2 separate regions of the Homo sapiens genome follow, and region 1 is linked to region 2. A link is a contact called in ENCODE POLR2A ChIA-PET data. All regions are on one chromosome and are shown on one strand. Each heading gives the region's core, a stretch centred on a gene start or an enhancer-like site at or near the end of the contact. The rest is flanking DNA. Distances are from core to core; before and after follow the strand shown.

Region 1 (5,342 bases), core at 427-2,926, about 60 Mb after region 2:
ATAATTTACGTGATAAATGTATACATTTGTCCATCTCAATCTTTATTGAGATGTATAACTTTTCTATCCACATCTCTGCTAACATTTGGTATTATCAGCCTTTTGGATTTTAGCTATTCTAGTGGGTGTATAGTGCCTCGTTGTAATTTTAATCTGCATTTTCCTGAGAATAATGTTTAACATTTGTGCTAAATTTTGATTATACATATACATATTTTTCAATTGTAACAATGTAATAATCTCTGGCAAATATCTTTATTATAACTTTTATTTCTGTATTTCTATATTATTTTATGAGGAATATTATACAATTTGAACACTACAAGCCACAGAAAATGATCAGTTTATGGAACTAAGTCCGACTTCCAGGTAAAACGTAACTATGGTATGGTATTTACAGTTTGTGTTGACTAAAATAAGCTCCCGGCTGCCAGATGGAGCTATAAGGTTGCCACCTCTACTGCCACCATCTGGTAACATTAAAAACAAATAAAAATATAGAAACTATACAATTCTGGGTTAGCCAAAGTCAAATTTCCAACACAACTCTTTCTCACGCACAGATCTTTGAAACTATAGAATGCATTCAAACTGATTTGTTCTTTAGTTTTCGTTACTTTTAAATAAACTATATTACAAAAGTGTCAAATAGCAAAATATTTTAATTTTCTCAAATTCAGGGAAGATGCTTTATGACGTACCTGCTTTTCGATTTGTTCCAAGACCTTTGGCAAATTACTTTAGAACTCCATAGGTATCTTGAGGATAACTGAACCTTTTCCTAACTTAAATCATAGACTGCCAGACGGAAAAAAAATGTCCTCGATGTTTTTAGTCTCTTACTGCACAATGTCAAGATATCAGCTGGGTTATACAATAGTTGCCCTCTGCATACTCACAAATGTTAACTCCAGTCCTTTTTTGTCTTCCCTCCCCGCCTAAGAAGCTACCAGGTCACATGCTGGCGGATACGCAGTGGCGGAAACCTAGCGGTGACAGGGAAGGACAGCCCTCTGCCTACTGATCTGCAGGTTTCTCCTCCAGTTTGCTCTTACACCGGGGTCCTCCGCTCGGACCTTAGCCCATTCATTTGATGATTCTCTCCCAGTTCGTTCTTCCACTGGGTCCCTTGCTCAGCACTACCCAAAATAACCACCAGCTCAGCGCCGGCTGCACCGCCGCTCCCCCGCCCCCGCCCCCGCCCCCGCCCCCGCCCGGTGGGGCTGCACCTGCCGAGGCCCCGGCTCGGCTCCGCGATCACGGTCGCGGCCCCCGGGGTTCCCGAGGGGCTTCTGCGCACCGAGGCAGGCGGGACTGAGCGGCACTCTGAACGGGCTCCCCTCTTAATGTCCCCTCGCGCCTGAGCAGCTCCGGTCCCGCCGGCGCAGGGTGCGGGTACCCGGGCCATGCCGGCCCAGAGACCGCCGCCCCCGGTACCGCTGCCCACTCGAAGCCCCTGGACGACCCCGCCGCTTACCGGCTTCGGCCCGTGGGGCGCCCGGTAGAAGAGGCGTGCGGTCCGTGCTCTCCTCGCCATCGTTCCGGGCCAGGTCTCGAACCGGAGACCTCATGACGCCTACGTGAGCAGGTGTACTCGCCACCTGGCAGAGAAGGGAGCGCCGGCCCGACAGCCCGAAGCCCCCGGGCCGAGCTGGCTGGACCGGGCGGGGCGGGGGCGATGACACCGCCCCGCGGCCACGTCTAGTCCCCGCGGTCCCGCCCAGAGGCGGCCGCGCCGACTCCGCCCCCGCCGCCATCTTAGGTGTGGGCAACTCTGGCTTGGGTTGGACTAGGGAAGCGGAGTTCTGGGAGTTCTCGTAGGATTGGCGCAAAGTGAGCCCGCTCCGCCCGCCGGTCTACGCATGCCGGGGAGCCGGTGTTCGGACGACCGTCTCCCGCTCCTGCACCCCCTTGTAAAGTGCAGGGGCCACCCTGCCCGCAGCGAGGATGAGTGGGGGCTTGCGGGCGGGCAGTGGGGACTTGAATTGCACATAATTAAGGGGAGGGCTTCGACCGAACTAGGGAAGTGGGTGGTGTGCATTTCACAACTTGACATTCGCTTGTTAGCGGTCAGTTGCCATACTGTTAGCAACCTTTGTACGATCTACCTCGTGACTGTGGCGGCATATTTACCTCGTGACTGTGGCGGCATATTGTCCCTAAAATAGCTTTTTTTTTTTTTTTTTTTTCTCCCAGGCAGGGTCTTGCTCTGTTGCCCAAGCTGGAATGCAGTGGCGCAATCGCAGCTCACTGCAACCTCCAACTCCTGGACTCAAGCGATTCTCTTCAGCTCCCCCAAGTAGCTGGGACTACAGGAGCATGCCACCACATCTGGCTAATTTTGTTTCTACTTTTTATTTTTGTAGAGGCTTGGTCTTATTATATTGCCCAAGCTGGTTTCGAACTCCTGGGCTCAAGCAATCCTCCTCGGCCTCCCAAAGTGCTGGGATTACAGGCGTGAGCCACTGCTCCTGGTCCTAAAATAGCTTTTAGGCGGAAAAACAGCAATGGAAATTTGTTGAGTCCTATGATGTTGCTGGTTTTATAGGTAAAAGTAATCAACATAGGTAGTTTCATATGGTTCGACCTATGGAATCCTCTGATGTATGTGTGCATGCTTTATCTCCACGATAGAATTTGGATAGATTGTGCTAGCATTTGCGGACTCTGAAAGTGAAACTAGGAAAACCCAGCTTGCCTTGGCAGGGCAGATCTGGATCCGCCAATAAAGGCTGTCTCTGTGGAGGTAGAAAATAAGATGTAGATGCTCTCGGAGAGTTTGGTGTAGACAGGGAAGACCCACAAGCCACTAATTCAGTAAACCAGGTTAGAAGCTTAGTGAGGTTCACGTGAGAACAAAGGGGAGGGTCCTTTACCTAGAAGGGAGGGCGAGGATTTCTGTAGGCATCCCTACCTCCAGATCAGTAAATGCTAGAAAAGTTCTCAAGTTAAAGCAGCAAATCAAGCCTTGTTTCTGAGTTACTGAATTACCATGTAGATTTTTACACTCTCTAAGGGTTGTAGAAAAATGCAATTTTCAAACTGGATTATGCAGAGTCACCTGGCAAATCCTTTTAAAATGTAGATTCAGATTCAGCAGATCTGGTGTGATGGTTAATTTTATGTGTTAACTTGCTGGTTGTCTTTGGATGAGGTTAACACTAAAATCATTGAACTCTGGGTAAAGATGGCTGCCTTCCATAATCTGGGTGGGCTTCCTTCAATCAGTTGAAGGCCTATCTAGAATAAAAAATCCGACTCCCCCACTTCTCTTGCCCAAGCAAGGGAGACTTCTCCAGCAGAGTGTCCTCAGACTTCATCTGCACCACAGGTCCTCCTGGGTCTCCAGGCATGTGCACCATCATCTGTTTTGGGTCGAGTTGGCCAGCCTATATTGTGAAAGCCAAAACTTTATTACCCAAACTACCCAATTGGGGCTGTTTCTCTGAGAAGCCCAGTACATCTGGGATGTGCCTGAGATTCTGTATTGCTAACAAGCTCCCAGATGACCAAGGTTATAGATAACTTGGGCCAGGGAATATAGTTGCAACAGACTTGAAAGACTTCAAACCAGAGGAATTCTTTTTTTTAATATTTTTTATTTTAGAAATTTTAGGTTTACATAAACGTTGCAAAGATAGTACAGTGAGTTCTCCATACCCTTTGCTTAGTTTGACCTATTATTAAGATCTTACATTAGTATCATGCATATATCATAACTAACGAGCCAGTATAGATAATTATTAACTGAAGTTCATACTTAATTTGCGTTTCTTTAATTTTTACCTAATATCCTTTTTCGGTCCCAGGATCTCATCCAGGATGCCACATTACATGTCTCCTTAGGCTCCTCTAGATCGACAGTTCCTGACTTTCATTGCTTTTGCTGACCTTGACAGTTTTGTAGAGTACTGGTAGGTTTTGTAGAAAGTGTCTTAATTTGGGTTGTCGAATTTTTTTTTGAGACGAGGTCACGCTCTGTCGTCCAGGCTAGAGTGCAGTGGCACGATCTCGGCTCACTGCAGCCTCCACCTCCCAGGTTCAAGCGATTCTCCTGCCTCAACGTCCCGAGTAGCTGGGACTATAGGTGCATGCCACCACGCCCGGCTAATTTTTTGTATTTTTAGTAGAGATGGGGTTTCACCATGTTAGCCAGGATGGTCTCCATCTCCTGACCTCCTGCCTCAGCCTCCACCTGCCTCAGCCTCCCAAAGTGCTGGGATTACAGGCATGAACCACCACCCCCGGCCTGAATGTTTTTCTTATAATTAGACTGGGGTTATGGATTTTTGAGGGAAAGGTCATAGAGGTAAAGGGCCATTCTCATCATGTAATGTCAAGGGAATGTGCTGTCAACTTATTTATCACTGATGTTTATCAGTAGTGATGGTAAGCCTCATTGCATGCCTGAGGTTGTGTTTGTCAGGTGTTTTCACTGTGAAGTTAACTCTTTTCCCCCGGCCTTACTTTTCTCTTTGGAAGGAAATCAGTATGTGCAGCCTTCACTTAAGGGGTGGGGAGTTATCTATACTCCACCAGTTTCAGGGGAAGAATTCTTTTGTTTGGGAGATTTGTTTATTCTCCTACATTTATTTACTTATTCAATCATTTATTTTTATTAGTATGATGTCATGGTTATTATTTTATACTTTGGGTTATACTCCCAACACTATGTTATTTATTTTGTTGCTCAAATTGTTCCAGCTTTGGTGACTAAGAGCTCTTTCAGTTGGCTCTTGTGTCTTGCATGCCTCCATTGTTGTGTTTTTTGAGCATTCCCTTACTTTCTGGTACAACAAGATGTTCCAGGCTCATCTTGTGTATTCTCTACCCCTGCCATTTCTATAAGGAGAATGATATTACAAACTAACATCTGAGCATTGGGTGTACTTCTTCCTATTGCAGTGTCATTGATTCTAGGTTCAGAGGAGGTACTTTGGTTTTTGTTTTTATAATCTTCCCAAGAAGATTTTGAGACAGGATCTTACTCTGTCACCTAAGCTTGAGTGCAGAGGTGTGATCACGGCTCCCTGTAGGCTCCACCTCCTGGGCTCAAGTGATCCTCCTACCTCAGCCTCCCTGGTAGCTGAGACCACAGGCATGTGCCACCACGCCCTGCTAATTTAAAAACATTTTTGTTAGAGACAGGGCCTCCCTGTGACGCCCAGGCTGGGCTCAAGCAGTCCTCCTGCCTTGACCTTCCAAAGTATTGATATGATAGGTGTGAACCACTGTGCCTGGCCCCAAGAAGATTAAAAAAAAGTATGATGACACATTTTTTCCCCCTTATATCTGGCATTTATTTCCTGATTGCACACTACCATAAAAGATCATTGTTGGTG
Region 2 (4,914 bases), core at 585-3,084:
TTTTCCTAGTCTGTATCAGTTGCAAAGAAAGCACACCAACTGGAAAAAACGGCAAGCGGGTTTCATTCCTGGCCAGGAATAGAGAAGGAGTAAACTTTCACTCTAAAGACCCCCTTCTTCCAGAGCTTTGGGAAGCTGGGGAATTGTAAGGCGTTAGATGTGGAGTGGGGAGGTATGCAAGCATATGCCGGGAGGAACTCTAGACGCACAGGTGCATTTCATAAACATGCCTCTTCATACAATGCACTATCAGAAAATGGCGGCGATTCTCTTCTACGGGTCGGGAGTTGAGCATATAATGATGTATTAATGATCTAAAAGTAACAAGGGGTGGCTGGTTCTGGTTTTCTCTGGTTCCTAGTAGGCCTTATCTTTCTCTGGTACTTGGCAAAGGGCAGTGAGGATCCCGGGCCAACCGCAGTTGTTTTAAGCTGGGTTACCTATAGATAAAGAGACTAGGAAAAAAAATCAAACAAACAAAACGGTTTAAAAAACAATGAGCATTTTCAGCTGTCTACTGTTTAAGAAAATAATGAGCTCTCAGTTTTGCCCTCTGAGCGATTTCTCCAGGACTGCCCTGGTAACACTACTACTCAACAGTTTTGTGCTTTGCGCAGTTACTTGACCTCCCTGGGCCTCGGTTTCCCCACCCATAAAGTGGGGATAACAGTACCTATTTCATCAGGTGGTGGGGACGATTTAAAATGGTTAATAATGTGCAGTTCTTAAAAGTGTCTGGCTCAGAATAAGCACCATACACGTTAGGGGGAAAAACAGCAGCCGGATGTGAGGCCCTCCCCAATTTCGTTACTCCATAAACCTCTGAGTTGCTGGTAACACCTGCAGGAATGAGAAGGGCCTCAACATGGGCTGAATTTCCAGCCAAACTGTGGGAAGTGGCTGAGATTTTAGGTAGGCAAAAAATGTTAATGTAACATTTTTGGCCCCCAAGTTCTCAGACCACTTACTTCCCTTTCTAGTCCACTGACATGCCCGCAAGCAATTCCATTCTGCCAAGTGGTGCTGGTGGCAAGCCGGAATCCAAGAAAAGGAAAGACTCCGATTTTAAGGGAACGGGGACATGCGGAGCCACGTGAGTCACTGGGTCCCAGAGCCACGGAAGGCTCTCAGCTCAGCAGTCAGAGTGCACTCGTCATTGCGTTCGAGGTTAGGTGGCCTAGCCTGGGAACCAACTCACCGTCATTTGAAATCGTTTTAGGGAAAATGACCCTAACATTTAAAATCCTCTCTCCTGAAGTTGTGTGGTCCAGCCGTTTGCTGAAGGAGGAAGCAAAGCCGGTAGTAACTCACTACATATTTGGGCAGTGGAATGAACCCTGGAAGCTGACAAAGTCGAAGCAAGTCACTGCGCCGCCCCCCACCCCCACCCCCACCCCAAATAAAAACAGAGAGACAATCCTTCAATTATAAAGAAGACCACGGCGCCCGGGTCTCCGGCAGGGGCCGCTGCAGCCGAGCAGAACGCTGAGCCGCTCCGCCCCACGGCCTCCTCTCCAGCCGGCGCGCCCGCCTCCCGCAGGTGCGTCTCTGCCTGCGCCGGGCCGGGGTCTCCGCGGCCTCTCCCGCTCGGGCTCCGGCTTCGAGGTCCCGACCAAGCACTGCTCTCGCGGGACTGCGCGCACCGCCCAGGGCCTGCCGCGGGCTCGCGAGCGGAGGTGGCACCGGTCCGCGGTGCGCATGCGCGGCCCGGCCTCTGCCCTGCGGTCCCGGGCTGGTGACTGGCTAGCGGTTGGAGGAAGGGATGTGGGGGATGGTGGGTGGGTACAGAGAGCTGGGAGGGAGGCACCCCGGGGGGCGGGGCGTGGGAGACTGTATTCGGGGGCGCGAGCTGCCCCAGGTGAGCCGTGGCTCAGGTCCGGAGCGCGGTCGGGACACAGCGCCTCTAGGAGAAAGCCTGGAAGGCGCTCCGGGGGTACCCAGAGCTCTTAGCGGGCCGGCAGCATGTGCGGGGCCCAAGGTCTTCCGGGCTCTGCGTGGGGGTCGCTGCGGCTGGAGACCAGGGAGGGGGATGGAAACGGGGTTGGAAAGTAATCCCACCCGAGCAGGTGGGCATGGGAGGCCGCTGTGCTGGGGAGCCCCGCGAGGGCTCCGAACAGAGCCTCCCTTTTCAGAAAGGTCACCCTGGTCATTGCAGCTGCCAGGGTGACCGAGGAAGGTGGCCGGGGTGGAGGCAGTGGGCGTGGAGAGGGGTCGGATTCCGGACGTAGTTTGAAGGTGGAGCCGTCAGGTTCTGCTGAGCAGCTTGGCTATGGGGCGTGCGAGAAGGGAAGGCTCAGGGCCTAGTCCCTGGGCACGAGTAGTAGCCGGGAGGATGAAGTCCCAGTGCTTCGGGGGGAGGCGGCTTGAGGACGGCTCTGGAGCTCAGGCTTGCCCGCGTGGAGTGGAAGCTGCCTCTTGGACACAGGGCGGGGAGGCCGCATGCAGTCTGGCGCGCTGGGAGGATGGGAGATCCAGAGGGGCAGGGCTGGAGGGGTAGGAGGAAAACCTGAAGAGGGTGGCGCCCGGAAGCCCGGGAAAGTGATGAACTGGGTCAGAGGCCGGGTATCAACAAATAGGAGGGTGGAGACGACCTTGAGGAAAGCAGGTGATGGAACGGGAGGGAATGGGGCCCCCTAGTGGAGACACCTGGGAGTGATGTATTGCATTTATTTAGCTCTTAGGCGTTCAAAAATTATTTATTGGGAGCCTGTACAACTTTTTGCAGTTCATTGCATTATCCTTAGCATGTATTTTGTTTTATATAAATATATATTTATATAATTATTTTTATTGACAAATTTATATATTTATAGCGTACAGTGTAATGTTTTGATATATGTATACATTGTAGAAAGATTAAATCAAGCTAATTGACATATCCATCACCTCACCTACTTATTTTTTGTGGTGAAAATCTACTCTCCTGGAAATATACAATACATCATCAACTATGGTCACCATGCTGTGCAGTAGATCACTAAAACTTACTCCTCTTACCTAACTAAAACTTTGTATCCTTTGACCAACATCCCTCCCTTCCACATCAGCCCTCTGCCAGGCCCCTGGTAACCATCATTCTACTCTGCTTCTATGAGTTCAACTTTTTTAGACCCCAAGTATATAAGTAAGATCATGTGCTGTTTGTCCTTCTGTGCCTGGCTTATTTTACTTGGCCTCATGTCCTCCAGGTTCATCCATGTTGTTGCAAATGACAGAATTGCCTTCTGTTTTAAGACTGTATAGTATTCCATTGTATATATGTGCCACATTTTCTTTATCCGGTCCTCAGTTGATGGATACTTAGTTGCTTCTATATCTTGGTTATTGTGAATAATGCTGAAAACAACACAGGAATGCAGCTATCTCTTCAACATACTGATTTCAATTCCTTTGTATATATACCCAGAAGTAGGATTTCTGGGTCATGTGGTAATTCTATTTTTAGATTTTGAGGAGCCTCCATACTGTTTTCCAAAATGGCTGTACTAATTTACATTCCACCAACAGTGTACCAGGGTTCCCTTTTCTCCACATTCTGGACAAAACTTGTTGTCTTTGATCTTTTTTATAATAGCCATTCTAACAAGCGTGAGGTGGTAGCTCAGTGTGATTTAATTTGCATTTCCCTGGTGGTTAGCAAAGTTGAGCGTTTTTCATGTATTTGTTGACCATTCATATGTCTTCTTTTGAGGAATACCTGTTCAGGTTCTTTGTCCATTTTTTAACCGGGTTATTCGTTTTGTTTTGTTTTGCTGTTGAGTTTTTTGAGTTTCTTATATATTTTAGATAAGAGCCCCTTATCAGATGCATGGTTTGCAAATATTTTCTCCCAGTCTGTGGGTTGTCTCTTTACTCTGTTAATTATTTTCTTTGCTGTGCAGAGGCTTTTTAGTTTGATGCAATCCCATGTGTCTATTTTTGCTTTTGTTGCTTTTGGGGTCCTATCCAAGAAATCATTGCCCAGACTAATATGGAGTTTTCACCTATGTTATCTTCTATTAGTTTTACAGTTTCAGGTGTTATGTTTGAGACTTTAATCTATTTTGAGTTGATTTTTGTATATGGTGTGAGATAAGGACTCAATTTTGTTATCCAGCATGTGGATATTCAGTTTTCCTGATGCCATTTATTAAAGAGACTTTCCTTTTCCCATTGTGTGTTCTTAGCACCTTTGTCAAAAATCAATTGACTGTAAATACTTGGGCTTATTTCTGGGCTTTCTATTCCTGTTCCATTGGTTGATGTGCCGATTTTTATGCCAGTGCCATGCAGTTTTGATTACAATGGCCCTATAATATATTTTGAGATTAGGGAGTGTGATGCCTTTGGCTTTGTTCCTTTCACTCAAGACTGCTTTGGCTATTTAGGGTCTTTTGCAATTCCATATGAACTTTAGGATTGTTTTTTCTATTTCTGTGAAAAATGATATTGGAATTTTGATAGAGATTACATTGAATCTGTAGATTGCTTTGGGTAGTATGGACACTTTAACAACCATTAATTTTTCTAATCCGCGAACATGGGATACCTTTTTACTTATTTGTGTCTCTTTTCTCACATCAGTGTTTTATGGTTTTCAGTGTACAGGTCTTATATCTTTGGTTAAATTTACCTGAAGTGGTTTTTTCTTTAATGCTATTATAAATGAAATTGTTTTCTTAATTTCTTTTTCATATAGTTGGTTGTTAGAGTATAGAAACACCACTGATTTTTATATGTGATTTTGTATCCTGCAACTTCCCTGAATTTATTAGTTCTAACAGTTTTTTTTGGTTGAGTCTTTAGTGTATTCTGTATATAAAATCATATTATCATCAAACAGGGATCATGCTGATAACATCTTATATATAGAAATCTCATATATCTTATATGTCTCTCTATATTATATATATATTTATATATCCCTATAGATCT

Evidence for each region. ChIA-PET counts read pairs that join two places held with the same protein, here RNA polymerase II (POLR2A).
Region 1: POLR2A ChIA-PET joins it to region 2 with 11 read pairs in WTC11. The contact joins the promoter of SLC17A5 here to the promoter of SIRT5 in region 2. POLR2A ChIA-PET finds 5 or more read pairs at or near these places in 2 of 52 experiments (WTC11 and activated B cell).

Annotation. Positions count from the first base shown.
Region 1 is chr6:73,652,316-73,657,657 of GRCh38, forward strand. It overlaps SLC17A5 (solute carrier family 17 member 5), which reads right to left and starts at 1,677. Exons shown (of 11, transcript NM_012434.5): 1 at 1,478-1,677. The coding sequence starts at 1,571. RefSeq lists a silencer at 1,123-1,792 and an enhancer at 2,792-2,881.
Region 2 is chr6:13,572,767-13,577,680 of GRCh38, forward strand. It overlaps SIRT5 (sirtuin 5), which reads left to right and starts at 1,835. Exons shown (of 10, transcript NM_012241.5): 1 at 1,835-1,978. It overlaps LOC105374937 (a long non-coding RNA gene), which reads right to left and starts at 1,668. Exons shown (of 2, transcript XR_926497.4): 1 at 1,199-1,668; 2 at 1-455. RefSeq lists a silencer at 1,388-1,907 and enhancers at 1,600-2,186, 2,118-2,597, 2,187-2,772.